Linked DNA regions of Mus musculus: region 2 is linked to region 1. Evidence: chromatin loops called from intact Hi-C (ENCODE). Cell type or tissue: gastrocnemius. All regions are shown on one strand. Each heading gives the region's core, and the rest is flanking DNA. Links, peaks and the distances in the headings are about the cores only. Region 1 overlaps Maml2 (mastermind like transcriptional coactivator 2). Region 2 overlaps Maml2 (mastermind like transcriptional coactivator 2).

Region 1 (16,154 bases), core at 5,088-13,087:
GCCTTTGTAGGAAACGTTGTATGAAGTAAATTTGAGGGTTTTTTTTTCCCCTAAGTTACCAGGAAGTTACTAAAAGGTATTCTGCGGGGATGAAGTTGGGAAGGTAGCACAGTTGTGTGTGGTTTCCATGAACTATGGATAAGTAAGACACCATCCTTTAGCACTGAATCCATTAACCATCTTAAGTTAAAAAAAAAAAAAGAGGAAGGGTTGTGGGGAAGGGTCACCAAGGCAAATACACAGGTAAAGAAAACCACAAGAACATTGCTCTTACTTCAAAGACATGGGTAAGAACTTTGCAAAGGAAAGGAGCCCACCCAGCTGATACAGCCCAGAAGCTTAGCTTAGTTATGAGCATGGTTTAGATGAAGATAACAGCACCCCTGGATACTGTAAATAGAATTAGCCTGCATACTAACAAAGGACTCCCAACTCAAGGATAACTAGGGCTGTGTCTCCCTTCCTTCTGTCACTGCCTATTGCAGAACTCCTGTGAGAAAAATCTCTGCCACCCTTTCATAGCCCCAAAAATCCATGTTCTGCAAGTTTCAAATTATTTCCATGTGCTGTTCCCTTCCGCGTTCTTACAAGGTCATTTTCATTGGCTGTGTTTTGAGAGCATGCAGAGCGTACATGCATATGCCTCCTCCAACTGTGAACTTTTTACCTGGGCTTCCCTGCTGTGTCTGGATGCTTATTGAAAAGTTAAAACAGCTCAGGAAATACTACCTCATCTCAATGGCATTAGCAGTTAAAATCGCCTAGTGTCTGGGCAACGTGCCATTGAGCTACTTACAAAGGCTACATCACAGTGCTGCTCATCTCTGTTCCCTTTAAGTGGTACAAGCCTGACCTGCTCCAACCCCTCCCAAAGCTTGTGTTCATTTTATCCTATTTTATTAAATTTATGAAAGAGAAGATTACCAATGCAGAAGAAACTTTCTAAACCTATGATTATTTAGTCATCTTCCTTTTGAACAGACATTTTCCTTTAAATAATGCTGAAAGTGGGACTTTTTTGTTTTCTATTTTGTTGGTCCTTGCTGAGGGTGAACACCTGGTTCACCTTATTGGGAACATGGCAAGTTTTCAGGAATTGAGAAACATGCTGAGTGAAGACATGCCTGATGTGGGGGCACATCCGGGCCCTGCTGTTTCCAGTTAGCACTACTATTTACCACTAGGAGAGACTAGTTAGTCAATCAGAAAGTGCCCTATCTGCCCTCAGGTTACTCCTCTACTGCTCTGAGCATCTGAGTGGCAGAAGAGCAGACAGGCTGAGAGCAAAGATGTTTCTTGTTGACATTTCTAGAAAAATGAAGATGATATGGACCTCCTCTTTTTTGTATTACACTTACTAATTAGGAATAGTTTGCGATGCTTTAATACAGAAAAGGAGTGGAAAGGAAAAGGGCCAAGAGAAGAACAGAAAGAAAGAAAGAAGAAGAAGGTATGTTCTACTTAAAGTAGAAATTTCTTGTCTGAAAGATTTCTTTTTAAAATTCTGAATTTCCACCTAGGAAGCAAGTGGCTTCTCTTGTAGGACTTGTACCCAATTTGTGCCATAATTTCCCAACATTCTGACATCAAAACTAGCCAATAACAGACACCTGCACCCCAGACCAACACCTCTTCCAAGTTTCCTATTTGAATGATAGTTCTAGTATGGAATTGTGTGTATGTGCTTGTATTTTCCTCTCTGGAAACATTTTCAAAAAAGGGAGCTTGCCTGCCCCATGCTCATAGAAAAGGGGGACTTCTACCCTTCACTCAGCTATTGAAGTCCCACTTTTTTCAGAAACCCAGAATGGAAGAACACCTAAGGCAACTGCTCCTTCTCTCAGTTCTAGTAATGTGAGCCTTCATTGCTGTGATTTACACACTTGGGGCAGGGTGGGCTGTTCCAGAGGAGCTTGCATATGAATGTCTTCTTGGAAACTGGACGTGAGTTCTTAAAGAAAACTTTCAGATCAAATGCTTCATGTTCAAGAATCATGAGAGACACACAGGACCCAGCTGCCCCTTCATCTCAGCTTCTCTTGTCCACACAAGAACTGGGAATCAAAAGAGGCTTTAGAGTCCAACTTCATTTGACCACAGATTCAGTAGATTGTTGTGGTCTGTTTTCCTCTTCATGATACTGAAACATTAGTTTTGTCTTATAAAAGCAAGCTCTAGGGGTCTAGAGAGACAGCTTGGGGGGGGGGATGGTAAGAGTGCTTGTTATGCCACATAAGGATCCAAGTTCAGATTCCCAGCACCCAAGAGAAAGTTCTCCATGTCTTCATGTGCCTGTAACCCCAGTGTTGGAAGTAAAGGAGACAGTGGCTGGCCACCAGCTTAGCTAGAAACCAGTGAGCTCCTGGCTCAATGAAGAAGCATTCTCAAGGAAATAAGGAGAGGACAATGAAGGGAAATACTTCATGTCTTCCCTAGCCTTTTACACACGTTTGTGCACATACACATAGACACACATACACAAAGTAAATTTCATTTTTAAAAAAGCAATTTCAGTTTCTCAATAAACAACTGCATTGTTTGCTACGCTACAGCTTTTGTCAATGTTTTGAAAGAAATAGCTTCTCTTGATCCCAGTCACAATACAGCCACCCAATAAACGAAAACTCAACTTCAAATTTAGGTGGTTTTAATAACAAAGAACTTTAATGTTCTCCCAAGGAATACCAACTCTGACTGTGGTACGATAGCTTTCTGAAAGGGCCTCAGCTCTAAGGAATCACAGCCCATTGATGCTCAGGGGGAACCTCAGTACCATGCTGTTCTCACTTCTCATTTTCTTTTCATTGGGTTTCTTTGTTTAGTTGGTTCTTCTTGTTTTTGTTGTTTGTTTGTTTGTTTGTTTGTTTCCTTTAGATTGAGGGACTCTGTACCTTCATTGTTACTAGTTATAAAGTCATAAAATGATTGTGCGGACAACTTTGTCCTGGACAATAATGTAAACCATGCCAATTTCTTTCAAAACTCAGGACATACAGTCTAAAAGGCCCAGATCTGGTTGAGATATAGGAATCAAAATTTGTAAATGGAAGCAGCCACACTAAGTAACAGAAAATGGCTTTCAGGTCATCTGAATTCCATGTACAGCAGTGGTATTGCTGGCTCATCGTCCTATAAAGTTCATTCACTTTTTCCAAAAAATTTAATGGCTTGTTTTGTCTACGTAGAACTACGCTGGGAAATTTAGCCATGCATTGACTTGGTTACTGAATGGATAAAAGTGCCATTGTTGTAGTGGGATCACTTACGAAACGTTGATAAGCTTCAGCACACACAGTTCTTCCCTGGCTTCAGCACACCAGCCCATGGCTTCCACATGCTCAATGCCCCAGGAAGCTCTTCATTCCCATGATCCTCGGTTCTGTGTCATGCTTTGTATGAAATACTTCCCCACCCTCCCATCTTAGCCCCGCCCACCATAGTCATTTGCCACCCTCTTCTGAAGCAGACTTTCAGCAATGGCTTGTGTTAGGATGTAAGACACCCACTACCCTTATTTGTGTATTATCTTGTCTCTCCATAGACCTGTCTCTGTGATGTGCAAGTTCAGGGACCACTTTCTATTAATGAGGATATGTGGGTTTTTTGAGAGCAATAGAACCTTTCATGGCCAAGCTGTATGTGACCCAAGGACCTAAGATGCCAGACACTTTGTCATCAATGGCCAACCTGGGATAGTGGCCCCAAGTCTGCTGCCTTACACCACTGGAAAGTAAATATGAAGAAAAAACGTGTTAAGAATTGCTACAGAGAGGTAGAATCCAAGCAAAGTGAGAGAGGCTCCTATGAGGGAAGAGCTGCCGACAGACAGAAGCTTTTGAATTTCCTATGTCCAGGATTTTCAGGACAATGGCAGAAGCTGGGCCAAGACTGAGGTCTTCTCCATGACTGGTTCATTCTCTAGACTGCAACAGGCTGTGCCAATGGAGGCTGTAGACTGCAGGCTGTAAGCATGCCCCTACCCCCGCTACAGGCTGTAGGCATGCATCTAGACCAGCTAGAGTGATAATCACATGCTATGCACCCAGTCAAGTGGGTTGAAGCCCACTTTGCCCATCTCTGATTCATGCTTTGGTAACTTCTGGCCTGTTACCCACTAGACCTTAGCTACTGTGGCCTTGCCTTCTCCAGCAGAGCTGGAGCTTTGTGAGTTGTCACCATGCGGCTCCCTGCTTAACTCCATGGGAAAATCTCTCCTCCTCAGCCATTGTTTTCTGCCTCTAGAACCTTGGGCAGGATATTCTGAAGCCTGTGACTTTTTCTAGTTAGCTTTCTGGGTCTTAGGTCTCACCTTCTTCCTTTCAGAAGGGAGTGTCCATTTGTAGGAAATTGCCTCACAGCAGGCATGTGAAATAGATGACAGAGTCAAGCTGAGAGCCTGAGAGAAAGCCGGAGCTCCCCAGTTACTAACTTACTTAAACTGTCTAAACTCCGCTTGCCTCAGAGCACCCCCTAACATGAGCTAGTGGCATCTGCTGCCCAGAGCTGTTGGGAACGTGTGAGACCCTGTTATGGGAAGGATAGCTCTGGTACTAGCAGACCTTAGCAATGTGATTGGAGCTGGATTGCTGCTCTGTAACTCCAAAGACCAGCAGACAAACTCTAGCAGATGGCCGTGAACAGAACAGGGTTCTGTTTGAACAAGTCACCTCAGAGGTAGTCTGTAGCTCTTGTTCAAAGTTGTCTGGACATAGCTGTCCTTGCTTTGCTTCCTACTCTGGGGTTCTGATGGAAGGCTCTCAGCTAAAGCTGATGAGGGCCCAAGCCAGCTCACTTAGAGGCTTGCTCACGTCCTGGTCCTCTCAGCATCCACCTAAGTTCAGAAGTAATCACAAGAAAGCGTGGAATTTTTATCCCAGACCACCTATTACAACCCTAAAACTGTACCTATTGTCTTTCTTGAAAATCTACTAGCCGTGACACACATTTGAGACAGAATTCAGTGACTGTCCCAGTGCAGGTCCTCAGTCTGCTGGTGAGAAGAACTAGGGAAGGTTTGCTAGAAGAAAGGAAAAAAACATGCTCAGTACTGTCAACTACTTGATATTAGAAAGAAGAACCTGCAAAACCTGACCCAAGACCGTGCCACTATCTAGTGTGATTCCGGTTATGTGGAATGGCTTATGCAGGGACAGGCTGAAAGCAAGCAAAGTTAGTTTCACTTGGTGCCTTTAATGTGTGGAGTGTTTTCTAGGGAGATGTCAGGTCAAAGGTCTTGGTTCTGTGCAATGCAGTTTATTAGCATGGGACCAACAGCTCATGTTCCACTGATGCTGAAGCAGGCAGTCGCTGTTGCATTTATTTATTTTTTTAGATATTTTCTTTATTTACATTTCAAATGTTATCCCCTTTTCTGGTTTCCCCTCCGAAAACCTCCTATCTTACCCCCTCCCCCTGCTCACTAACTCACCCACTCCCACTTCCCTGTCCTGGCATTTCCCTACACTGGGACATCGAGCCTTCACAAGACGAAGGACTTCTTCTCTCATTGATGTCCCACAGGCCATCCTCTGCAACATATGGGACTGAAGCCTTGAGTCCATCTTTGTGTGCTCTTTGGTTGGTGGTTGAGTCCCTGAGAGCTCTGGGGTACTGGCTTTTGCATTTAGAAGATAAGGAAGAGGCATGTTTGCTGTGACCATGGATGGGAAGCTGTTCAAAAATACTAGCTAAGAGCAACTGTAAAGCTGGTGTGCTCTGTTCAAGAGTCTTCAGGAGCACTGACAGTCATGCTGCTAGCTTTTCGAGGAGAAAGGACATCTAGTTCTGTTTGCTGCACTGAGATGAGGGCTCGACCCTCCGAGGTCATTGGCCTAAAGGTAGAAACACAGATAGAGGTTTGGATGAATGAGTGAGTGTACAGCAAACTGAATAGACTGGTGGTAGAAAGAGGAATGTATGGTAACAAGGTCATTTTGACTTATGTTGCATTCAGAAGGTATCTAAGGTCCTGAATCAGGATGTCACTCCTAGAGTGTTAGCTTCAAAAAAAATCCTTTAATTCATTTATAGGTGAGGGCTTATAGGTACAGTGCGTGTCTGGCATGTGTGGGCCAGCATCACATAAACAAGGCTTGTTAACCTGCAACCCCAGCACTTGGGAGGTGGAGGCAGGGGGATTAGAAGGTCAAGATAATCCTCAGTGACATAGGAAGTTTAAAGCCTGCCTGGGCTACATGAGACCCTATCTCAAAAGCAAACTCACAAATTTGAGAGGTGGAAAAACAGAAAAATTCAGGACAGTAGAGAGATGCTGAAAGCAGAGTAATTATGGGCATGTATCTGAATTGGGCATGCAAAATATAAAATAAAATAAGGATCACAGTCTAGCATCATCCCACCACCTGGGTTATCTCTGCCAATCTTACACCAGTGAGATTCATTTCTCTCACATGTAAACTGAAGGGTAACTTTAGTTGGTTCTGTAATGTCCCTCCCAGTCCCAACAGACTACGGGTGTCTAATAGAATGATCCCATTTCTCTGCTGTATCTGGTACACAATGGCATGCTGAAGATGTAGATGCACACACCAAATGGCATACTTCATCTCCAGCACACTTGCTAGGGCAGGGCAGGGCTCTCTGAGAGCACTGCAGGGGAAGTGGCTTGTCCATGGTATCCAGTCCTTTTATGGAATGGGAAGCTTTGTGCCTCCCACGTGTAGGTCTCAGCAGATTGTGAATGGATGGTAGCCTACACATATGCAAATGAGAACTGGAAAATAATTAAATCTGAGGGGAGAATAAAGTAGACTTGTGAATAAACAAAGGAAATGTGTGTCTCCAGAAGCCAAGAGGTCAAAGATACATTCTACAGGTTCTGTACACACTCAGCCTTAAGTTCAAATGTTCTAAGTCCACACTTCTGAGGAAATATATTGTGTGTTTGACTGTGACTGAGGCAGGAGATGTCAGGCAACTCAAAATTCCAGTCTTAGAAATATCCTTGGAGCTGGGCGGTGGTGGTGCATGCCTTTAATCCCAGCATTCGGGAGGCAGAGGCAGGTGGATTTCTGAGTTTGAGGCCAGCCTGGTCTACAAAGTGAGTTCCAGGACAGCCAGGGCTATACAGAGAAACCCTATCTCGAAAAACAAAAACAAACAAACAAACAACAAAAAAAGAAATATCCTTGGACCCTGCTGCGTGTAAAAAAGGAAGTGGTCAAAGTGCACATGATTCTCAAGCGTTAACATTATTAACGTTTAAGACAAAATGTATTTCCTTTCTGGGGCTTTGACTTCCAAACCAGAGCTTCTATTGTATTCTTAGAAAACAACCATCCAAATGAGAGGCTCAAAGGATTCCGAGATAGTTTCATGTGCAGTGCCTTCCCCACGGTTCCATTTTGATGGGCCAGCACTGGTCCCCACTTCTCCAAGCCTCTACCACCCAGTCTTCAGACTCTCACTTATGTGTGAATGTGAGGAGGGAGCTTCATCATAACCATGTGGAAAACACAGCAATCATTTGCTCCCACCCTCTTATGTGACCAGAATGGAAACTTTATGTCCAGGGTGAGAAAGTGATTCATAGAAAGTCACACAGCAAGCCGCACATTCTCTCCATTTCTAAGCCCTCTCTCTCCTCAAAGGCACACTGATCTCTGACAATACAAAACACGGGTACCAGAGTGTTAAACAAAGAAGCTCTAATGCGGTTCCTTTTTCCCTTTTTCAAATGAGCCGGTTTCACCTTTTCACTTTGAGGCCTTTGTCTTGTCAGCATCTTTCAGGGAGATGACTTACGGCACAAAGATGCGACTTTGCATTGTCTTAGCAGAAGCAATCCTTTCAGTGTAAGCCTGCATTTCCTTTGGAGGTTGACTCCAATTCACAGAATACAGCCTGAGAATTGATGTTTACTAAGTTGGCTGTTTAAATCATGTTCAGCGCTTGGTTGCACAGGCTGTTCCTTTGTCTCTGTCTCTGCTGCACTCGCCTTCCTCTTTGTGCTTGACACAAAAGGATGGGGCCCCTGGCTCATCTGGATAGGGATCAGTGTGTTCATGTGTAAGCTTTTCAAAGCTATGGAGCAAAGGTGTCGTGAAACATTAGAAGTCATTCAATCACATTCCGTATCCGTCTCCTCACATCCGTGAGAAGGCATCTGTCATGGGGCTGTGTCCTTGCTTCTTGGAGGAGCTGGCTCCGATTTGAAAATGTTATACTGTGCTGCCTTTGCCTGTCTCTCTTTGGTGGGAGGTTTGAGATTAGCACACACACCCACCACTCTGACACTAAGATTGCTCTCTTATCTCACTTAGTAAAATAACTGAAACTGATAGTTGTCCGTTTGGGAGATTCATCAGGATTTATTCTAATTCTATTTCCCTTACAAATTACTGAGGTCTACAGGTATGGACAGAGAATAGCTCTCACCATGCAGTAGCTGTATTTTCTACCCTCAGTGTTCCAGAAGCCCTTTCTTGGTAGTGAGTGGAGAAGTCGATGAAGAGAGAGGCTTCTATGTGTCTATTCCCTGCTTGCCATACTATGGAAATGGAATTTTTGAGTTTTGGAGCAGATGCCATCTGCTGGATATTCAAGATACTACAACACAAATTTATAGGGCCAGAAAACACAATGAACAGCCTGATAGCTAAATTAAGTAAACTCTACTTCCATGGCCCCAGGTAGATTGGAAACTCTCTAACCGTAAAGTGTCAATATTTGAACTTTATTTTTCGGATTAGAATCAATCTTGTCTTTGCTATCTGTGCTCAGTGTTAGATCCCAGAATTTGTCATTTAGTTTGAAGGCATGGGAACACAGGTAAAATTCCTGCTCCTGTTTCAAGAAGGAATAAATCCACAAAGATGCACTCAAAGGCTTCTAAAATTAAAGCTAGGGGCAATGTAAAAAAATAGAGAGAGCGAATGTGGGGAGGGGGAATGGGCTTCTGTGGGCATAAAGGGCAAACATAAAAGTGAAACAATGTGTAAAACATCAATACAGGCTAAGCAGAGGTTCCTTCCTCTGAGACTTGAACTCCATTTTCTCCACACTGCTCCTGTTAGGGAACTATATGATAAAGCCTTTGTAGATCTGTCTTAGAATTTTCTATTATAGTCATATTGGCTGGAATACCTGTTAAGCCTGGCCCCGCCTTGGGTTTCCTTAGCTGGTTGAATAAATCATTTCACGTTTTGGAGACTCAATCTTCCCACTTGTTAGACATGAAGATAAATGTTACTGTCTGAATGTAAACTGCTAAAAATGTAATTTAAAAAAAGAAAACAGAGCCAGGAAAAAATGTTTAACTGGTAAGGACCCGAGCTAGAACCCACAGGAAAAGCTAGGCATGGTGGCATACTCTTAGGATGCCAGGGCTACAGAGGCAGAGACAGATGGATCTCTAGTCAGCCAGGTTCACCAGATCAGGAAACTCCAGGTTCACAGAGCAAAACAGTCACACTCAGGAACACACACACACACACACACACACACGTGAATTTTAAATATCAGACACTAATTATTTGTCTTTCCTGGGCAGCATCCCTCTAACATATACCTGAGTTGAGTTACAGCTTAGAATTAGATTTGAGCAGGATGGTATTTCTCCATGTTCAGAAGAATGGCCTGAAAAAAATGAAGTGAGGAACTATGGCCTGCATCTGGCTACAAAGGCTCATGGGGTGGGTGAATCTGTCACAGGGAAATGTTGGGAGACCTACGTGTTGCTACTATAGTTCCTTTTTAAAAGGGACCTTATGATAGGATATAAAATTGTAAAATCAACACCATACATTTCTTCTGTGAGGAGACCTTAAAAGCAGGGCACCAAGCTCTGTCTCTGCTTCCACTTTAAAAACACACATGTATGCCCAAAAGGAGGCAAGGAGTTAACAAAATGCAGACAGATGCAGAAGGGAAGGGAAGATGCCCACAAGCACACTGATGGCCTATCCACGTGACTTACGCTGTGTCACTGCTAATGAAGATGCTCCCTTTACTTCCATTCTGGTTATAAACGGAGGCACATTACATAACTGCCCCTGTGATGTAATAGGAGCCTAGGTACACAGAAAAACTTCTAGCTCATCCTCTGCCATGTTGGCCCTGCCTCCATCCCTCTAGCACCCTCTATTTCCAGACACACACACACACACACACACACACACACTGCCCAGCCCCAAAGGACATACTGCTGCTGATTATTTATAATAACTCTCTCTGCTCTTGGCAGAACATACAACAGCTGGTGGTCTATTCTTTGCCACAGAGACCAACCTGCCTCTGCCCTGGAAGATGGCAAGAGTCAAGCAGAGCGATTTATAATTGTGTCCCAGCACCTCAATTTTGTATTATGTTTATTTATATCGTTTCTTTTTCTGAGATAATCAGCATTCCTCTTTGGGAGGATTCTCATTGGAGAAGCCTCTAGTATAGCCATCCGTGGTTTTCTTCATTGAGTAAGACATCTTAGAACTCCAAGCTAGAGGAAGTGGTGACCAATTCTTTTATGAGAGTTTTAGAATCAACGTTCTACGTTTTATTGAAAGGGTGAATATGTTGTGTCAGTTAAATGATAAATGACTTTGAGTATCTCATGGAATACATCTTGTCTTCATGGGTTTTCTGTGCTCACAACAGCACAGGACCTGCGTGACTAGGGTTCATCAGCTGGCCAGAATAGACAGTTATGTGGAGTTCTACTTTGCTCTGTCAGGAACCACCTTGTATTAGGTTAAGCTTCAAGTTCCATCCTAGGGAAAGCAGAGAAGAAAGCCATCTCATAAGACCTTTTAGCAAAGAGAGTCAAGTAGGCTCTGGAGCTACAGAGAGACCCAAGCAGCCATGGAAGTCAGTATGGTCAGCACCGCGGGTCTTGTAAGTGTTGGAAGACACTTAGAACATGGAAAATGCATCTAAGACCACACAGCCAGACAAGATTCTCACTATCAAAGTGATGTCATGCAAAGCAGCCTTCAGTTAGGCTGGCCACAGGTCAGAGCCATGGTCAGGAAAACTGGGAAAAGGCAGAGTGGGATGGTTGTACCTGAGGTTTTAGAGTATGGCAAACAGGAGACCCATTCCTGACCAGCTTGTTTATTTCTGTATGAGCATAGCTTGTTAAGTATAAATAATGGGGAATTTCAATTTCATGTGTAGAAAGAAATTCTTAACATCTGACACTGTCCATGTAGTGTGTACTTCTTGGTGGCGGGGGGGGGGGGTGGTATTCTAAGGCATGGAAAGTTTCCTAGTGTGTGCTGCCAAGTCTGTTGTGAGTATACCGATGACCCCAATCCTGGGCCTAGGTGATGCCTCTGGGACCTTTCTCTCGGCAGTCACTGAGAAGATGCTTCTGAGAGACACATAAAAACTGCACTGAATAATGAAGGGACTGAGAAGTCTTTCTGAGAGTTGGAGGTGGCTTGCTGCTGCTGTTGTTTTGTGGTACAGAGCATGATGGATACCTTGTCAGCTGGACACCTAGGAGGTGTGCCTCTGGACACATCTGTGAGAAATGCTTATATTAAGTTAGCCTTTGAGAGTAGCCCAGTGGAGTTGTCTTGACTATATTGGTTGACGCAAGAGACCCATCCTAATTGTGAGTGGAACCATTGGCTGGGCAGGAAATTCTGGGTTGTAGAAGAGTGAAGAAAGAGAGGAGACCACTAACGTGCATACATTGATCCTTGTTCTCTACTCCCGAGGTGTATGTAATGTGATAAGGTGCTTGAATTTCCTGGTGCTTTAACTTTTTCCACAGTGATGGTCTATGATGGAAACTACTAGTTATACTAGTTATACTAGTTATACTAGTTATACTAGTTAAACAACCCTTGTTCCACTGAACTGCTTTTGTCCAAGTACTTTATCTCAGCAACAGGAAGGAAATGTAAGACACTGATCCTAGGGATTCAGTTGATCCACTCTAGACTGAGCCACATCCCCACGTGTGTGTGTGTGTGTGTGTGTGTGTGTGTGTGTGTGTGTGTGTGTGTGTACATGCGCCTGCTTAAAATCAATATGTCAAGAAAGAAAACCATTACACCCTGTTCTTGCAATGTGTTTAGGACACAGTAAGCTTATGTAAGTAAGATTGTTGTCAGTTCACATACATTGCGTGAATATAAAATACCAATAAGCTCACATCAGCTTGGTGAGCTAGACACCTCAGGGTTAGAAAAGGATGCTGGTGAACTTAGGAAGAGAGTAGCTATAATTTCCTCTTGGGGGTGAGGCACAGGACTGATACCCAGTTAAACCTCGGTAAACCTTGTCCCTTTCCTACCCTTTGGTGGCTCCCTGGTTTCCCTGATGCTCCCACTTGACTGAGTCTTAAAACATTATAATGTGGACCATAAGAAAGAGTTGACATGAGAGCATTCGCAGAAACATCCCTCAGCGTGAGCCTATGCTAAAGGCATAGCACATTAAAAAGCAGGTTTCGATAACTGTCTGGGTATGAAGAGACCACTGAAAAGGCCACTGTGAGGCAGTTTCCCTGTACCTCAACTCAGAGGCTGTAATAGATGCATACAGACATCAAGACTTCACAGAATTTTTGGCAATGATTAAATTAGATGATGTATATACGCTTAATACAGTAAGTATCCTGCAGTTAATAAATATTATCTGCTATAAGTAGTAACACTCTGTGTTATTACTGTCTGTTTCTGTTCCTTTCAAAGGACTGTATGAGAAAAGAGGCCTTGATTGGTTCTATCTAGTATCCTATGGCTTTGGCATATCGTATGCTCTAATTAGTTGTTGGACAGATGGGTGGGTGTAAGGATATTCGGATACATGGATGAATGAATGGATAGATGGATTCATAGATAGATTGGTGGATGGATATCTGGGTAAACGGGTAAATGTATGGATTCTTGGGTACAAGGATGAATGAGTGGATGAGTTTAACTTAATGGATAAAGCACTACAGAAATCTCAATATGTAAGGTCCTTCCCAAATTACTGCCTCACATGCAACATGATGGTAATCAAGACGCTGCATCCATCTGCAGTGTCCAGCAAGGGAGTTCATTGGGCTCAAGTAAATGTTTATATTCACAAGACTGTTGCACCCATTTTTGACACCAGCCTTTTTAGAAGGACAAGCATAGAAACTGTAGAGTCTAGGACAGAAACATCAGATGCTCGCCTATAGTTAAAACTCTGAAAGTTCTTAGGCCAGAGAATAAAGCCCATATGGGGCAAGGAAAGGACCTGGCTTTTAAGAAAGTTACATCTCACAGTCAAAACTCCTATAAGATCCAAATGTATACCTTGAAGAGTCCTCTCTACATGTTATGTAGAGTCTTGCTGCACACAGGGAAATTCAAAGCATAGTCTCCCTAGTAGTACTTAGTATCTGTAGCTCCCCCATCCAGACGTGTTCTACCAATGAGGGGTCAGTTTTACCACATTCAATGTTGCCTAGCAACATAATTGATGCACATCATCTTTATCTGTTCCTGGAGCAGTCAAACTAAGAAGTTAGCCAACAGAAAGATGTTTTGCTAATTCTTTGGCCATCATATTTAGAATTATTTGAAGCTATTATTTGTGACAACCTGAGAAAACCATTAAAATGCACCTGTGAAGAATTCATTCTTCATCTTGTACCTACCACAAATATGTCCAGATGTAGACTGACACGGGTACGGTTGTGCTTGTCAGTCTGTACCCTTCCCCTGTCAGCCAAGCATAAAGCTCAGTGACACTTAGCACCACGCCTTCCCTTCACATCAGCCTTCCACCAACAGTCCCACCAGGAAAGCCCAAGAGTAGCTAGCACAGTGGTCCTCAACCTTCCTAATGCTATGGCCTTTTAACACAGTTCCTCATGTAGTGGTAACCTCCAACCATAAAATTATTTCATTGCTACTTCATAATAATAATTTTGTACTGTTATTTGCTATTTGTAATATAAATATCTGATATGCAGGATATCCGATATGTGACCCTCACCATGGGGTCACGACTCACAGGTTGAGAACTACTTTAGTACCTATCCACCTGTATGAACACACAGCAAATTTCCAATTCAATGGTCCTATTTGATTTGAACAGAGGAGCTCAGCCCTGAGCCTCACTCCTAAAGAACTTTTTAGTCTTCCCTTTCTAACGGCTGCTGCAGGGGGAGGGGGAGACGAAACGAGACCAAAATGTTAGGAAATTGAAAGGATCCCAGTAGAAGATCTAAGATGCATTTAACTGTTCTGATAGAGTGTAAATGAATGCCAAATGCTGTTGGCTGGAATCTCATTAACTTAGTGCAAAGCTCGGAGAAGCCCTCACTTGCCTGGTGCATGTTATTAGCCATCGAGTATCTTTGAAAGTAGTTAGAGAGGGTTTTCTGTTGGTTGTTTGTTTCTCTTACCAAAATCCCAAAATGAGAGACGCAATTTATCTGACCGTCTAAACATGCATGAGGTTATAGAGATGTCCGTTAGATTAGCAGCAAATCATTACCCAGAATGCAGTGGTCTACATCTCTAACCATCAGGAATTATCATTATTTTGTTTGTTTTGAGACAGGGTTTCACTTTCACAGCAGTCCTCTGTCTCAACCTCACAGATGGTAGGATTACAGGTATGGCCACCAAGCTAATTAAGAAGAACTTACTTTATTCCTCAGTAGCTACAAGCCCTGCCTGAGTTCACCGGAGGCATATGGTGCAGCCACAAGTAGGTCAGTGCAGCATAAGTTCGAAGTCTATGTCTTGTTCTATTATGCCTTGTGGAAATGGTTTATGAGTAGAGCATCACCCTAGATGTCCCATCTACAAGCACAGAAGTTTCCCATTAGCTTTCAAAATTATTCCTTTTGTAAGAAGAGAGACAGAGACACACAGAGAGAGACAGAGAGAGAAAGAGAGAGAGAACCTCACTGAGAGGGCTAAGTTTAGATAAATATACTCATCAGACAAAGAGAAAATTTCATTTCATTTGAAATTTCTCCCTCCATTTTATAACCTTTTTTGAAATGGAGTTTATGATATGAATGACCCTCTTCTAAAAAGGATTCTAAAATACAAAGAAAAGTAAAGAAAATAGAGGTCCCAGAGTCACCATTCTGTACCCTGTCTTGTCACCACCCTTTTAAAGGAACTAGTAATTACAACTCATTACCCATCTGGAAGACACGCTAAATAGGTTCCAAATCGGTAAAAAGTATTTGAGATCTTAGACACATCCCTGGTTCATTGTAGCGGAAGGTCTAATACCCTTTCCAAAAATTTCAACTATATGTTTGATCTACTTACAACATTCTTGAACACGTATTCCTGCCAAGATGAAAAATCAAACTAAATCCTTCCACCATGGCTAGCACGTTCCCACTTCTTGCTGATTAATTCAGCTATCTGTGCCATGAAAGCATTCGAAACTAGCAAGTGAAGCTCTAAGTTAGGAAGTTTATTTGTCAAGTAAATGTTAAGACTTGCATGAGGGGTGTAGAGGGGCTTAGACATGTTACATTCAGGATGCAAAAATGTACATTCTCTTGTAGTCCACACTGATCTCAAACAAGGTGAAAAAGGAAACACGCTCCAGCTCGGTCAGATAAAAATAACTGTTTCCTTAGGAAGAAATCCACTCAATCATATAATTACTCTATGAAGGTGAATGTAATAAAATTTTAATTAGCTTCATTTCCTTCAGCTCCTCTTAACACATTCTCTCGGAAAATAGCCACATGGATAAAATGACCTACATGTGCAAAAGATATATTTAAATAATTTAGCTGCCTGAATTAAATTAAAGTGCAGAAGTCTTGTCTTCTCAGAGAGGAGATGGCTTTCATCAGAGCAGCGTCATCCTCCCAAACAGCGTCCCCTGAAACATCAAAGAGCACCATTTATGCCTTTACTGTTTATCTTTGATGGTATTGTTTTATAGAGTACTCTTCCCCCTATACATTCTTATTTTTCAATCCAGATTTTATTGTTTTCCATTAACTTACAGAAATTAATCTGACTTGTCCATTAAATTAGGAAAAAATAATATTATTGCAGTGTATATAGGACTTAGTAGCCTTTCAAATGTGGGACGCTGGCCCAGTGAGTTGGCTCCGTGGGTAAAAGTGCTTGCCGCTAAGTCTGATGATCTGAGTACTGTACCCTGAGTGAAAGAACCAACTTCCAAAAGCTGTCTTCTGGCCTCTACGTGTGCATCATGCCAGG
Region 2 (16,154 bases), core at 4,649-12,648, 140 kb before region 1:
AGATTTATTTTATGTCTGCGTGTCTCTCCAAGGGGATATATGCACGTGAGCGTAGTGCCCTAAGAGGCCAGACGGTGGTGTCAGATCCCCTAGAGCTGGAGTTAGAAGTGATTGACCTATCAGACCTGGGCGCTGGAGAAGACCCTCCCCCCGAAGGACACAAGCACTTTTACCCTCCCTGTAGCTTCCGCTTAATCTTCGTTTCTAAAGAATCCGTAATGGTGTTGCTATGGCAAAGTTTTATCTTTTATATAACCTGGTTTTTGTTTACGGAAGTGATATAAGCTTCTCAGTGTAAAATGTTCCACGTAAGAGGTGAACTGGGGATTTAGCGTGGAGGTGGAAGGGTAAGGCACTTGCCTGGCGTACGGAAAGCCCTGGCCTAAATCTGTGCCATTTCATACAAATAAGCAAAATACAGTGTTATTCATAATATACACAGCTTCAGTATACTCTCACCACAGAGCATAAATCAGACAAACGTGAAAAACAAAATTACTTCTTATGGATATAGGTTATTTTTCTTGTCTATAATTTTCTATAAAATAGATACCATTCAAAGTGCCACTATGATGTATAAAACATCAGACAAAAGTAATGTAAATGAAGTGAGACACAATTCTTTGGAGTTTAATCTTATTGTATATTTTTATACATAAGTAAACTAACAAATCTTGCATACTTTTGTTACATTGCCTCTCACCTCTCTTAGACCTACATGTGATTAAAATACACAGCACTTTCTCTGTCTTGTAAAGTACTCAGCCGTAGCAAGCACCTGTTGGAAACACCACGCTGTCAGGGTGTGCACCAGATCACAGATTAGAAAGTAAAAAGGAGCGATGGATCCGGAAGCTTGGCACAGCTAAGATGTGATGCCTTGTAATCCTTGCCCTTCATGCTGAGAGCAAAGATTTGATCTGCCATTTTCTTACCCACAGGCTTTCATTACCCAGGCCCCCTCGCTCCCCCCAACACCTAGAACAATCCTCTGGCATGGTCATTGTGGCAATCAGAGAGAACCTTCCCAACCTAGCATAGGGCATCCTGGGTTTCCAGGAAGCCAGGGAGCAGAGGGAGGCTTCAGCAGGAAGGCTAACACTGCTGCTCATGAGGTAGATTGGAGGATGACCATGTGGCTGAACTCCTTTTCATAACTGTATGTCACGTGTGTTGAAGAAACACGCAGTTATCTCAAGGAGAAGGCCCATTCCCCAAGAGGGTAACTATGAATGAGGGCCACTCTGCAGTCCACTACATGTTCGTTTGACCTGGGGGTTGTGGGAAATTACCAGCTGAACACTTTGTCTTGGAAACACTATTTACTGTGAAATTTTCTGCTTTTAAGATTGTCACTAGGCTCTATCAGAAACAAGAAAACCCCCATGTATGCCCAAACGAAAGTCTGATAAGGAAAAGCAAAAATTGGGAAGGGGGGGGGGGTGGAACACGAGAATGTCATACAATAGAGCCACTGGTGAGAAAGAGAAGCACTTGAAAGACAGTTCTGGGAGCTGTAGTCACCTGGCTGCTGAAGTGATCAGGCCCTGCCTGGTGGATTGACCTTCTGCATCTACAAACATGGCAAGCTTTTAGCTTTTCTTCAGTAACACTGGGTATTTCTGAGACTGGAAATCTTTGGTAGAAAAATTAAGACCATAAAACGCTAAAATGAGTAGAGTTGGACAGAGCCACCACTCATGTCTTCAACATGCTAAGGGGAAGCTAAGGTCTGAACAGTGGTTCAGATTTGTGATTGAAGATGACTCCTATGAAACTCCTTAAGTAGTTCATAGTCCTCCAGGGTTGATGGCACACACCTCTAATCCAGCACTAAGGCAGAGGCAGAGGCAGAGGCAGAGAGGCAGAGAGGCAGAGAGGCAGAGAGGCAGAGAGGCAGAGAGGCAGAGAGGCAGAGAGGCAGAGAGGCAGAGAGGCAGAGAGGCAGAGAGGCAGAGAGGCAGAGAGGCAGAGAGGCAGAGAGGCAGAGAGGCAGAGAGGCAGAGAGGCAGAGAGGCAGAGAGGCAGAGAGGCAGAGAGGCAGAGAGGCAGAGAGGCAGAGAGGCAGAGAGAGGCAGAGAGGCAGAGAGAGAGGCAGAGGCAGAGGCAGAGGCAGAGGCAGAGGCAGAGGCAGAGGCAGAGAGGCAGAGGCAGAGGCAAGGCAGAGGCAGAGGCAGAGGCAGGTAGATCTCTGGGTTTGAGGCCAGCCTGGTCTACAGATTGAGTTCCAGGATAGCCAGGGCTACATAGAGAAACCCTGTCTCAGGAAAACAACAGCAAAGCAGGTTATTCGTGGATTATTTGTGTTGTTGAAACAGTATTATTTGCTGCCTCCAGAGGAATAATGTAAAAGTGTGTGATCTCTAGCTTCAGTGCAGCCTGGTCCTCTCAGGGTTGCACTGTTTCCAGAATGACAGAGAACACCAAACATACGGGTCAGACCAAAGGACTGTAAAAAATGGAGATTTGGCCGTGAAGACATCTTAGAGGCAGAAGGAAGGATGTCTCTGTCTTAATAGATTACCAGTCAAGGCAAAACTCATGTCATTCCTGATTGCCCACAGCCAAGTCAGTTAACTGCCTTTAAGTCTAAATAACCTGAAACTACAAACTCTCCCCAACCCCTTTAGTTTGTCCCATCACTTTCTAGAGCTGACATTATGAACACAGGTGTGAAAAATTATTGTTTCTTGCTGTGAATTCCTGCTTTAAAGAAAGTCACTGCATTTTGCCATGGAGAAAAAAACCCAAAAAACAGAAAGCAATACATCTCTTCGATGTTCAGAAAACCGCTGCTGTCTAAGACCCTGTGCGTTGGCTGGACCCACAGATACTCAGCAGGTGCCACTTATGAAGAAGGCACTATGACCCAACCCAACACTGTGGCCTGAGACTCCAAGAACACAAATGTTTTGTGGTGTCATACAAAAGCAACAGGTCAGAGGGCAGGGCTTTCCTTTCACTTTTTATCTAAGGGAATTTGAAATTATTCTTTGAAAATAAACACTACAGAATGTGATGGATAAACATGATCCTTATAGTCTTATTGGCATGCCTGGATATTAACAAAATCACAGTATTCCTCAGCAGTGTGGGTCACCCTCAAACTCACACGTACTCCTGAATGCCCGGAAGCTGATCTTATTTCTATCTTGCACTTAAGACAAAGTCTGCTAGTTCCGCTCTTAGCATTCACAAAAGGCTGTGTCTTGAGTCTGACTGCAGGTTGTAGTGAAGAGATTCGTACATCTGTAGGTGTGAGGGAGTGTAGAGGCACAGAGGAGTAGCAGAATGAAGTTGTTCCTGCTGAGGCAGACAGGGTGATGCTTTCTGTGGGCTGGTGGGAACTTGGAACTTCTGCTGGCTCTCAGGCCCGCTCTGCAGTAAGTTCTGTTAAACATTGTGGAGGGATGACAACAGCAGCATAGTATCACAGTGACAGTGGCTGCTTACCACCAGTTAGTCTAGTAAGATTTGTCATGACACCTTGTTACATTAGTTACTTTCCTCCCTGCTGTTACAGAACACTAGACAGAATCAATTTATGGAAGGAAGGAGGGAAGGAAGGAAGGAAGGAAGGAAGGAAGGAAGGAAGGAAGGAAGGAAGGAAGGAAGGAAGGAAGATTTGTGTGGGTTCACAAACTTGGAGAATAAGCCATCATGGTGGGGAAAGGGTGGCTAGAGGATGGTGGTGGTGACCTGAGGCTCGAATTGTTTGTGCAGTCAGAAAGAGATCAGTGTGGGTCCTCTGCTTGCCTTCTCCCATTTCCCTTTTCATTCGGCTTGAGACCCTAAGCCATGGGAGTGCTGCCCACACTCAACGTGGACTTTCCCTCCTTGATTAAATCTCTCTGGACCCCTCCTCACACATACTCCTAGAGGTGAATCTCCTGAGAGATTCTAAATCTACTCAAGTTGACAATGGAAAGCAACTATCGGGTGTGGTTATCTCAGCATTGGCAGCAGAATTTATTAACTCATTTGAGTGAGGGATGGGGAGAGAGCCAGGAGTCACAGAAGCTGCTGGTACCAGAATTATTCTGACTCCAGGACAGTGCTTTAAGTGCCACCACCTACAGTTTCCCATGAGAAAATTAAGGAAGCCTGGCTAACTTCTGGGAAAATCAGGAGAGCCACTGCAAGCAGATGCAGTGGCAGGGCCGCTGAAGGATGGTGTGTGTGTGTGTGTGTGTGTGTGTGTGTGTGTGTGTGTGTGTGTGGTGGGCAGCAGAGGAATACCTTTTATGATATTTTATTTTATCTTCATGTTCACCTTAGATAACACTGTGAACATTAGAAAATTAGAGTTCTCAATAAAAATCTGTTGAGCGTGTGCTATGTGTGCTATGTGGAGGGCATTGTTCTCTTCAACAAACTTTAAGTCTTCAGTGTCTAGTTCCAGATGGCTCCATGGGGGCCCTGGGAGCAGCCTGTGGGACATCTCCATTATATAGACACCCAAGGAAAGGCTAGCCCCTTAGGGGCTACACAGACCCATAATTTGGAGAAAATGCATTTCTGACCACCATTCAATGTCCCAGACTTTGAATTGCCAGAATAAGCAGGTAAGACAGGATGCTCAGCTGGATCTCAACTTCAGACAAGCAATCAGTAAGGAATATTTAATACAACTATGCCCCAAATTTGCATGGCACATATTTATGGCTGATTATTAGTTATTCTTTTGAAATTTAACTAGGTCCTTACATATTATGTGGCTACCCAACCCGGGAAAGGATGGAAGGAAAATGGTGAGATCTGAGTTTATTTGGAATATATAAATATTCTTCTGTTTAAGGCATCAAGTCATTTAACTTTCATCCAATTGATGGGAATGTATCCTCTGTGTGGTCTACCCTCATGTAATGTGTCCCAACTCAAACTGAGGCAGGAGAAGCTACATCACAAAAATCCTCAAGGAAACTGATAAAATACCTGTTTTCTTTAATGTCTTAAATATCCATTCAAGAAATTCTGACCTTAAAATACTAGTCACAGTCAACCCACATAAGTCATTCACTTTATAATTTGATAAAAATGCACGTGTGCCACAAACCCTGGAGATACAAACGGGTGTGCTAGAAACTGGATTGTGAAGTAATTCCCCCATTAACAGTGACAGTTAAGTGGGGTTCACAGAGGAGGCACAGAGCCGAGGACTGAATCTTAAGAATGATGGCTGTTTGGGAGCTGGAGTCAGATATCAGCCTTTAAACCAAGTCAAAGCCTGGGCCGCAGCTGCCTCCTGTCACTGACAGGCAGGGAAGGAAGTCAAAGGCGCACTCAGGAGTGTTTCCTGATGCTTTTTTATTTCAAAGAACTGGGACTTAAACCAGGCTTCCCTAAATGGAAAGCAAATATATCCACCTACTTAATGGTCAGTTTGCCTGTAGTCTCTTGGTAAGAAAAATTATTCTGAAGAAAAAGATTGCTTTCAAAAATAAATAAATAAATAAATAAATAAAAAGCAACCCTGAAATGTGAAATGGGGACTGCAAATGGGGTCAGGGGGAGCATTAAATCACAGTTAGACACAAATGCTCCAGGTCACAGGGCCCATAGATTACCAGTGTCTGACAAACCTACATGGTTTATAATCACTAAAACTGTTTTAATCTTCCTGGGCAAGTTTTACTGAAATGTACTGAATTACACTGGGTTGGTGGTTGTAAGAATGCACAGTCAGGGAAATGATTCATAAATTAATGGAGGTTAGTAACACATTTGAGCCAGATGGTGGTTATCAGAAGGTGCTTCGTCCTGTCTAGGGGACAACCTCAGCTCTGTACTCACCAAGAAGTTTGCCAATCCTCAAACGCCCTCACCCAGCTCTGAGGTCTTCTCTGCATTGACCTTGATTTTCTTTTTTTCATTTTCAGAAAAATAACTTTAAGATTGCATTTTTGGGATAGGGAGGGAATGAGGATGCAAAAGTACACAGAGGGGAAGAAATATCCTGCCACACACTCTCGGTGAGGGCTATTCTCTGGACAAGTGTGGGGTTGAACTGTATTGTCCCTGGGAGTGTCTGAGTCATACTCCAGTAGGGACATGGTGTAACATTATCAAGAACAGTGACGTGAGTATCACTAGTGGGTGGAGTGGGGGCACTTACTCCACGTTCTGTTGTGGAGCGCTTTAGATGAGCCGTGCATTTGTGCCTTTCCGGGGTTGTTAGGATGCGGACGAATGGGCATCCTTGCCTTCCTTTCAGAATTTCATGGCCGCTGTCAGTGTTGCACATGAAATGTAAGCCCAGGTGGATGGAGTATAAAATGGCTGAGCAAATGTTCATTGGATTTGATAGGGGCAACAATGTAGCATGAAATACGCATGGAGGAAATGATTGTGTAAGATTCATGCATCCTTTCACTTAGAACTTGTTAGCCTGGGTCTTCCTTGACACCCCTGTCCTGCTCAAACCTCTTCTGGCTTCCCTTTGTCCTTAGAATCTCTAGCACTTTTCTTGACAGCCCCTTACAGTCTGTTTGCTTTGACTCAGCCACTGTTTGGTAGAGTTCTCCACAGCCTTTGCCTCCCTAGTAGGCCTTTGTTTTCCTTGAAGACTCAGTGCAAAAAGTCCACTAAGGAGGTGGCTCAGTAGGTAAGAGTGCTGTGTGAACATGAGGACTTGAGTTCAAATCCCCCAAACTCATGAAAAACAAACAAACAAACAAACAAACAAACAAACAGGTGGGGATGCCTGTGCATCCGCTTCCAGCTCAGGAGAGTAGGGAGTGGGGACGACGGGGGAGGGAGAAGGAGCTGGGGCAGGAAGATCCCTAGAGCTCATTTGGCCTGGCAGCCTAGCTGAAAGGTGAGTGTACAATCTGCTGAAAGATCCAATCTTACAGGGTTAGGATGGAGAAAGAGAGAGGATGGTTCCCAACATCCTACCTTGTCCTCAGCGTGCCACACCTGCACACTCATGTTCAGCTCACACACACACATACCACCACCACCACCCACACACACATATACCACACACACACACACACACACACACACAGCTTCAGACCAGGCATAAATATCACACCAACCTGACCTCCTACCTAGAGCGGGTGCCTCTCTTCTGCTGAGGCCTTGCCCGTGTCCTCGGTGAGAACACACGGAGCACTGGATTTTGAGTTTCCTCTGCTTCCCCCCTCTTAGTGAGCTCCAAGTATCTTGAGAACAGACTGTGTCGTTTTCTGACTGTCATTTTCATAAGTGAATGAATTAAATGAGCAGGGGTAATCAAGCACTTGTTCTAATGATGAATGTTCTGGCGTAGGTCACTAATGTACATTCCCTGTCGGGGTATAGAACACAGAAAGGATATTAGAGAACACACACACAATAGCAGTAATGACAATTCCAACCACTGAGAAAAGGATAAGCACACTTCCGTAGCAAGACTGAGAGACAGCAGGCAACTTCATGGAGAAGATGGGGTTTGGGGTGGCTTTGACCATGGTATTAAAGTGGGAGAGTCTTTCTCGAGGAGAATCGCCAGCCATCTTGACTCCAGGGCACAGTGAGAATATAGACTATAAAGAGAAAGCCCCTTGTAATAGTAGGTCATCAGCTAAAAGCAGAGGAAGCCCTGTTCAATGCCTCCTTTGGTCTAAGCACTCCCAAGAAGATGTTCTCCGCAGCCACGGACAGACACAGTTGGCTCTGCTAAGAGGGCATTAAACACGCCTTTAGAAATTTAAGTGTGAAACTCTGACTCAGAATGTACATTAATTACCTTAGCCCTAAATGACTCGTTTCCCAGAGCTGTCTATATGTTATGCTTTGTTGTGTGTATTTGTGAAGAGTGTTTGGGTCCCTGTGGGGTCTGACCCTGGAAAGCCTGGAAGGCATTCTCATTGTACCTTCATACCCCGTGACTCTGCTTTCTGTACCTGGATGAGCCTATTTGACTAGACAGAGTAAGTGTTCAAAGGAGAGACGACAGCAGCACAGTGGCAGTGGGGGCTGTGCTCAGTGGTGGGTGTGGGAAAGGAAGGGACTTAGAAGCCACAGACAGGTGGGGGCCAAACTCTGGACGCTTACCCAGTGAAGCGTGCACAGGGCCATCTGCCTCCACCTTTCTGCACCACACAGAACAAAACCATCGGCCATTTCTGATACACACACACACACACATTGTCACATAGCTCTCAGGCGTCTTGGGAGTGTAGAGTCCCCTCATAGGTTTTTAGGTTGGAAACACAGTGTCACTAAGCACCTTTCTTACACTTTGAATGTTATAGTAACTTAAGTGGTTCGTTTGCTCTGCCATGCAGACAGTTCACCACTTCATGGTGGTGAGCAGGTGTGCAGCTTTGCCCTTCTCCAGCACATAAACAGAAACAGGAAAACACATCTCTTTGGGGATACTGATTTGTTTCATTTGGAAGACCAACCAAAAAAGTGAGGGGACTAGCAGGGGTGGACTTCTCTAAGAAGACCCTCCTTGTCCCTTTGTTTCTGACTCCATCTGTCTGTCTGCCTGTCTCTCTTCCTGTCCCTCTCTCTTTCCTGTCCCATCTGCACCTCTCCTCCTCCTCTTCTTCTTCTTCTTCTTCTTCTTCTTCTTCTTCTTCTTCTTCTTCTTCTTCTTCTTCTTCTTCTTCTTCTTCTTCTTCTTCTTCTCCTCCTCCTCCTCCTCCTCCTCCTCCTCCTCCTCCTCCTCCTCCTCCTCCTCCTCCTCCTTCTCTCTCTCTCTCTCTCTCTCTCTCTCTCTCTCTCTCTGTGTGTGTGTTTAGTCAGGAGTCCACATAGAGGCCAGAGGTCTTCCTCTATTGTTTTCCACATTACATATATATATATATATTAAACACAGGGTCTCCACCTGAACTCACTAGTTGGCTAGACTGTCTGGCAAGTAAACCGCAGGAACCCTCCTGTCCTTGTCTGCAGTGCACAGTGCTGGGATTACAGGCAAGCACCTTGCCCAGTTTTGGTGTGGGTGTTGGATCCCTAACTGCAATCCTCATCTTTGTGTTGGGAACATTTTATCTGCTACTCCATCTCCGAGGTGGCCCTCCAGACTTCTTCTAAATCTTCTGCTAATACTTCCTAACAAACCTGAGCTCAGAATGTCAGCTCCCATGAAAGGGCAAGGTATGCACTTTGATTTTTATTTTATTTTATTTTATTTTACCAATGGATGCAATTAGGATCTTAAAGAGGAAAATTTGGTTTTCTAGAGTCAGCTGTTTGACAGTTTCTACTGAGACACAGCTGCCTGCAGAGGGTAGTGTGGGCAGCCAACTGCTGCTATTTGAGATGAGGAAATTGGCCCAGGACCCGCAGGCAAGCACACAGTGAACAGCATGTTCCTAAGGACTGTGAGTGAGTCTCATCTGGAAGACAACAGCATCAACGGTTCTGGAGTCGGCCTGGTTATTTAAACCTTCTGCCTTGGAACTGAGTTCATAGTTCACCAATATCAGCAGAAATTCTCTATTTTTGTTGTCTACTGTCACAAAAGGATAAGAAACTACTTGAGATAAATAGGAACTAATGATTACAGAGAGTTCATACCCTTTGTCACATTTAATTCTTACAATAACTCAGAGAGATTGGTGTGGCTCCCTCCACTTCCTTCCTTCCTCCTCCTCCTCTTCCTCCTCTTCCTCCTCCTCCTTTTCTTCTTCTTCTTCTTCTTCTTCTTCTTCTTCTTCTTCTTCTTCTTCTTCTTCTTCTTCTTCTTCTCCTCCTCTTCCTCCTCCTCCTCCTCCTCCTCCTTCTCTTCCTCCTTCCCTTCTCCTCCTCCTCCTCTTCCTCCTTCTTCTTCTTTTGAGAATGTGGTTCACTATGTGGCATTGACTGTCCTGGGACCTGCTATGTAGACCAGGTTGGCCTCTAAGTCAGAGATCTGCCTGCTTCAACCTCTCCAGTGCTGAGATTAAAGGTGTATGCCATCTGACTTCCCTCCATTTCTTAAATGTGTGTGTGTTGGACATGTGTGTCTCTTTTTTTGTGTGCATCAGATGTGTGTGTTTGTGTATATTTGTGTGTGTTTATGTGCTGGATATGTGTGGATGTGTTTATATGTATGTATGTGTTGGATTTGTGTGTATGTGTGCATATATATGTGTGGTATGTATATGTACATATGTGTGTGTGCTAGATGTGTGTGCATGTATCTGATGTATGTGTGTATATGTAAGTGTGCATGTGTTTGGTGTGTGTGTGGGGTATGTGTATGTATGTATATCTGTATGCACAAGTATGCACATGTGTGCATTGTGTGCATGTGCACATAAGTGTATGTATTTGAGTGTGTGGCATATGGCTATGAATGTATGTGTGTGTGACTGAATGTGTATGTGTGTGTGAGTATGGGTATATGTGTGAGTGTGTTTATGTGTATATGTGTATTTATGTGTATGTATGTGTATGTGAGTATATGTATGTGTGTATGTTTGAGTGTGACTGTGTTTGTGTGTGTGTGTGTGTGCTATATCCTGATACCCAGAGAAATACTTGTCTAAGGTCTAGTGAGATACAGATAAAAGTGCTGGAAGTTGCATCCAAGAATTCTTGTTCTTGACTTAAAGTATGTTTCAGGCCCAGCAGGTTGCTTATCAGATAGAAGGCACTTGTTAGCAAGTTTAATAGAGTTAAATCCCTGGAATCCACCTGGAAGGAGATGCCTGAGTCTTTAGAGTTGTCCTCTGATCACATGTGGACCACAGTACACATCCTAAATAGTTTTAGGAGTGCATGTTTCATCTGCCCTACCTGTTTACTGAACAAGCTGGGCACAGCTCCAATAGTTCCCGTGTTGGGAATACTGTTTTCTAATTTAAAGGAAGTATTTAGTCTTTATTGTTCAACTACTCATACTACACATATGTTGCATTACGTGAAACTCTGAGCATTGCCAAGAAAATGATATGCAAATACCTCCATTGTGCACATATGGACTCTCTCTAACACTGTCTCCCTCTCTTTCCTCTCTGTATCTGTGTCTGAGTGTCTAATACATACATAATAGTAAATAATATTTTATATACATATATTTACATATTACAATTGTCTCTTTGTTAAAAGACAGGGATGAAAAGAATTCGAGTTTTCAGCTGGGCACCTTTGTCATTTCATCTGAGGTATCTTTGCAAAGCCCTTGAATGCATTATTAACCCATCTGATTCTGTCTTGGGACTAAAAAGTATTTCTTTACATCTTATCCCAGGACCCAACCAATCCTCTTACAGAGAAAAGGGCATTCTTGACGGTCTTTCCTTAATTTAAACTCATGTACTAGTGTTCCAGTTGTCGTTTTAAGCACAAGAGAAGGAGTGGCCCCCTGCAGAGAGCGCTGCTGATTTTCTTCCTGTGGGGATGAACAGCATAGAACTTACTCTGTCCTTGGAGTCTTCTGGAGCCCAGACAAGTCAACACCCTCTTGGGATGAGTAAATATAATCCTGTTCCCAGGAAGATTAACTCATCAGACGAGGGGGGAAAGCAGCTCCTTCCTAGAGGGCTGCACTTTAACTCCCGCCTACCCTTCTGAGGACAGCATCTCAGATGATTTACTTCAGTGGCGTTGTGATAGCTAGACAGACTAGGTATTTTATTCAGTTTTAAGAGTAACAGTGGTGCCTTTCTGAGACATTAATTTTGATCACAGAGTTAATGTTTGCTAATGTAGACCTTTAAAAGGCCATAAAGTAAAGTTAAATTAAGAAATGTGAACTCTGAGTTTCCTCAGGACCAGCCACGTGCTTATGAGCAAAGACTAAACTTCCATACCTGCTATGGAGGCGGCAGGCACCACTCTCAGACTTCCCCCATATTCATGTTAAAAAAAGAATGCAGTGGAGAATATTTAAGTTACCAGGCACTAGAGAGATGGTTCAGTGGGTAAACACTCAGATTGTTCTTTCAGAAGACACAGGTTGGTTCCCAGCACCCACATCAGGCAGCTCACAACTCAACTCGAGCTGCAGGAGATCTGCTGCTGCTGCCCTCCAGGGGTGTTAGCATGATGCATGTGCAAGGTAACTCTTGCAGGCACACAGCACACACATACATTTTAAAATAAATGACATTTTCAGAGCAGTACTCTGGTAACTCCAGGAATCCCAATGGGAACTTTAGAGATAAAGACATACTTTGAAACTTGGATCTGTGACTAGTCACCTGTGTGGATGAGTTTCTGAAGAGCCTACACCTTGTCTACATCCTTTGTGGTGTAGGCTGAAAATAATTTTGTATCACTGGGTGCCTCTGAGTACCCAACAAGATCTCGGCACAATTGGGCTGGAAAAATTCAAACAGTTGTCATCACCCTTCTGCTGTGGAAGGCAAGCAAAATGGGGCTTTGGTTTGCTAGGCGTCTTACTCCAGCTCATTCATCAACAAGTACTTCTGTGTTCTACCAAGCAATGTGCCCACAAGCTTGTGGTCTATGTTGCTAGAATGATTGTGCTGCTTCAACTACTGGGAAAGTCCTTTCCTTTCCTTTCCTTTCCTTTCCTTTCCTTTCCTTTCCTTTCCTTTCCTTTCCTTTCCTTTCCTTTCCTTTCCTTTCCTTTCCTTTCCTCTCTCTCTCTCTCTCTCTCTCTCTCTCTCTCTCTCTCTCTCTCTCTTTCTTTCTTTCTTTTTGTTAGTTCAGTAGTTCTTGCACCCTTGAATCACAAGGAAGGGCCCTGTTGCTGATTCTTTGTTTCATGATGACAAGTCATCCATGAACTATCTACTGTCTTGTTCCTTTCTACTTCCTGTCTTCTGCCATCTCTGTCACAGGGCTATTGTCTTTCTGTCACCACTCATAATGGAGACTGTGAAAGTGGGTTAACTCCTTACTGGCAGCCTTGCCTGCAGACAGAAGTTTCTCCATGGCTGATGACACACACATGCATATACACACATATACACATACACACACACATTCACACCCATACATACACATATACACACACACATACACACACATACACATATGCACACACATATACACATATACACACATGCATATACACACATACATATGCATATACACACATACACATATACACACATACATATACACATATAAACACATGCATATACACATATACACAAATACAAACACATATAGACACATGCACATACACACACACACACATACACACATACACACACACACACATAGGTTGGAGGAGAGAGAGAGAGAGAGAGCACACGTTCCTCCTGCAGGTTTATTAGTCAAACATTCTTCAGGCCTGCCCATGACCCACATGCATCTCTCAGCTCCATCTTACCTTGTAGGATCATGTGTGTCTCCATCCTATTCCTGCTAGTTGCCTCAATTCAGTACCATCTTTTCCCCTTCTGTTTGTCTTAGTGGCTTCCACTGGTCCTGTATTTCCATGTTGATTGATCTGTCCCTGCTGCTTCAAGACCCAACCATCTCACTCTCTATCAGCCGAGAAAATGAGGTGTTTCCATTGCTGCAGCCTCCGTCTGTCCTCTCTCCACTTAGAGGCTGTAGACTGCCATCCATTTGCCCTACCACTTTGCCCATTCTGCCTGAGGCAGGTGACTTTCTCTTCGGGGGTCTTGCCAGCTTCTCCTCCTCCCACTCTGAAGACATGCCTCTAAGAAGCATTCATCTTGGTTCCGTGTTATACACCTAGTCTTTGTTTCAGATGTTCATAGTCCTTCATTTATAACTTTGTACTATACTTTTAATACCCATCTCCCGCTAAGTGATGTTCAGCTTCTCACACTGGATAACAGGCAGATAGAGTCTATCTTTAAGACTGTGTTATGTTAATTAGTCAATGTACACAGAAGAAATAAATATTTGTTGAATGAGTGTGCTAAGACTTAAGACCCAAGCAATGTTTATTTTTGTACTTTATAGTTAAATATTTTATTTTAAATACTAGTTTACTGAGAAACATACCTAATATCTCACAAACTAATAAAAAGAGATACCCTTGTGTCATGACAAGGTGCTAAAACTTTACAAGGAAAATTTCAAAAATATTTGTAACTTATTTTCATTGAGTTTCAGGTTTATCTAAAGTTTATTTAACTTTGATTAATTTAAATTTCTTTATTTAAAAAAGTGATCATATTTAGCTGGGTGATAGTGGTGCTTTAATCCCAGCACTTGGGAGGCAAAGGCAGGCAGACCTCTGTGAGTTTGAGGTCAGCTCAAAGTAAGTTCCAAGACAGCCAGGGTTACATAGAAAAAAACGGTCTTAAACGCCTTTCTCCCCTAAGTGATCATATTTAAGTTATTCTGTTCTCAAGTTTCTGTCTGTTGTGTAAGAGTCAAAGCCTGGTAACAGTGTTAATCTGAATATCTTCTTAGAAAGAGAGGAGTGAGTCAGATGGTGTGTAACTTAAACAAGTGATGCCTGCCTGAGACAGAAAGAAAGAAGTTTGGGTTCAAAACCCAAAGTTTTGAAACAGATGATTAAGATAATCATTGACTTGCATATGTATGATATAAAACATTGCTAGCATTTAGGCCCTAGTACCTATTTGAAAATCACATGTGACCTCATAGGCCAACGGTCTCTATGCACGGTGGGATCAGGATTGCTGAGGCTTGTGCTGGCTGCCAGTCCGGCCAAACTATGGGGAGCTTCAGTTCTATGAGACACTTTGTCTCATGGGAACAAGACCAGAGAGTGACAGAGAAAGACACCCAATGTCTTCTTCTGACCCCAGAACCATGAATCTGTGTATCCCCCAACACGTAGACCACACACACACACACACACACACACACGCACACGCACACGCACACGCACACGCACACTCTCGCACACACGTATTCACATGTGAGCAAAATAGTTAAAAGATATGAAAATATTGTGTGTGTGTGTGTGTGTGTGTGTGTGTGTGTGTGTGTGTGAGTTGTTTGTGTTTCCTGATGTAAAATCCTCTTAGGTAGAAATATATGCAAAACTATTTATTTAAAAGTGGGCAATTTCCACATACTTTAACCATTTTGCTCACTATATGTGTGAATGCATATGTGTGTATATGTGTGTGTGTGTGTGCTTAAACTAATATGAGCTAGTCTATGCATATGGGAGACTCTAAAGTTCATTGCTTGATATGAGAAAGTTTCTTGCTGAAGGATATAACCAGCTTTTTCTTTCCCTGTTCAAGTAAGCATATTGGAAACCATGACAATTAAAAGACTGTAGATTTTTAAATGCCTTCTGTAGATTTGCCTCCTTCAGGATGCAGTCTGCCCAAGTACATTTCAGGGTGAAGGTGGTTGTTACTCTGTGCATGGTCTCTGAGCAGAGTGCTACTAGTGGCCTCCACTATGAGATTCTAGCGATACTAAAAAGGTCTCATCTTAAAATACCTTGGGTCTTAATGTTGTGGCCCTTAGAGATTTGGGGTCTAGTTGTTTTTCACTAACAAGTAAACATCTCTAGCACTTAGATCTCTTTAATAATAAAGCTGTACTGAAAACACACATTTTCAGAGCCCTCTCTTTGACTTCCGTTGCACAGGCCCAGGCAGGAGAGCCCACTGCATTCAACAAGCGCCTGCATGACTGTTATAACTGGCCTCCATGCCACTTTGTGACACACGGAGGAGTATGACATATACAACGAGTACAAAGAGCAACTGTTACCTAGCTCAAAACTTGGTGCATCTGAATGGCTGTCTAGGTGCAGTACCACCTGGGTGTTCTCCTTTAATGTCTATAGCCTCAAGTGTCTCCAGGTGAGGCAGAAACAAGAACTCTGCCACAAACTCCCAGAGAACAAAGACTCATTTCCAAATGCTTCTTAATAATCCAAGAAGTCAGTGTGAAATCCTCATAGCATGTACAAGACGTACGAAACCTTCCTGAATTATATTTCATTCCCCAGTGCCAGACACACTGAGTTTGTATCACAAAACCCTGATAAAAATAATAAAAAACAGGTGGCCTGTCAAGTGGCTTTTGTAATTGGAAAACTAGGAGTTGATGTATTTTGCAAAGAAAGACAGTCTGACCCCAGCCGATTAGCCAGTGTCCTTTCTAGGTACTGAATAAGCTACATATTGGCAGGGGATAGAGTTCCTCACCACATAAAAAATGGGAAATTAAACAAGAATGCTCCTATGAGTTGGAGAAAGTAAATCTCTATTTTGTAATTACTGTAGCAAAAACTGTCCAGGTCCTGAGCCACACTTCTTTATATGATGGAAGGCTCAATATGG

The links. Peaks named below come from ENCODE experiments on the same cell type or tissue, not always from the same donor. Only the 100,000 strongest peaks of a DNase experiment are listed, where the experiment ranks them.
Region 2: a loop joins it to region 1, with 10 times the contacts of the local background. A loop is called at or near these places in 10 of 42 quality-filtered maps.

The regions. Positions count from the first base shown.
Region 1 is chr9:13,644,623-13,660,776 of GRCm38, forward strand. The region is part of intron 2 of Maml2 (mastermind like transcriptional coactivator 2); the gene reads left to right. Among named protein-coding and RNA genes, the nearest start is that of Gm51666, 42 kb to the left of the region's middle. In gastrocnemius, for the core only: a CTCF peak has its summit at 8,572 (motif pointing left); a DNase peak (open chromatin) is centred at 8,066; H3K27ac peaks cover 212 bases.
Region 2 is chr9:13,501,909-13,518,062 of GRCm38, forward strand. The region is part of intron 1 of Maml2 (mastermind like transcriptional coactivator 2); the gene reads left to right. Among named protein-coding and RNA genes, the nearest start is that of Phxr4, 79 kb to the left of the region's middle. In gastrocnemius, for the core only: a CTCF peak has its summit at 9,210 (motif pointing right); DNase peaks (open chromatin) are centred at 8,036 and 9,268; H3K27ac peaks cover 1,928 bases.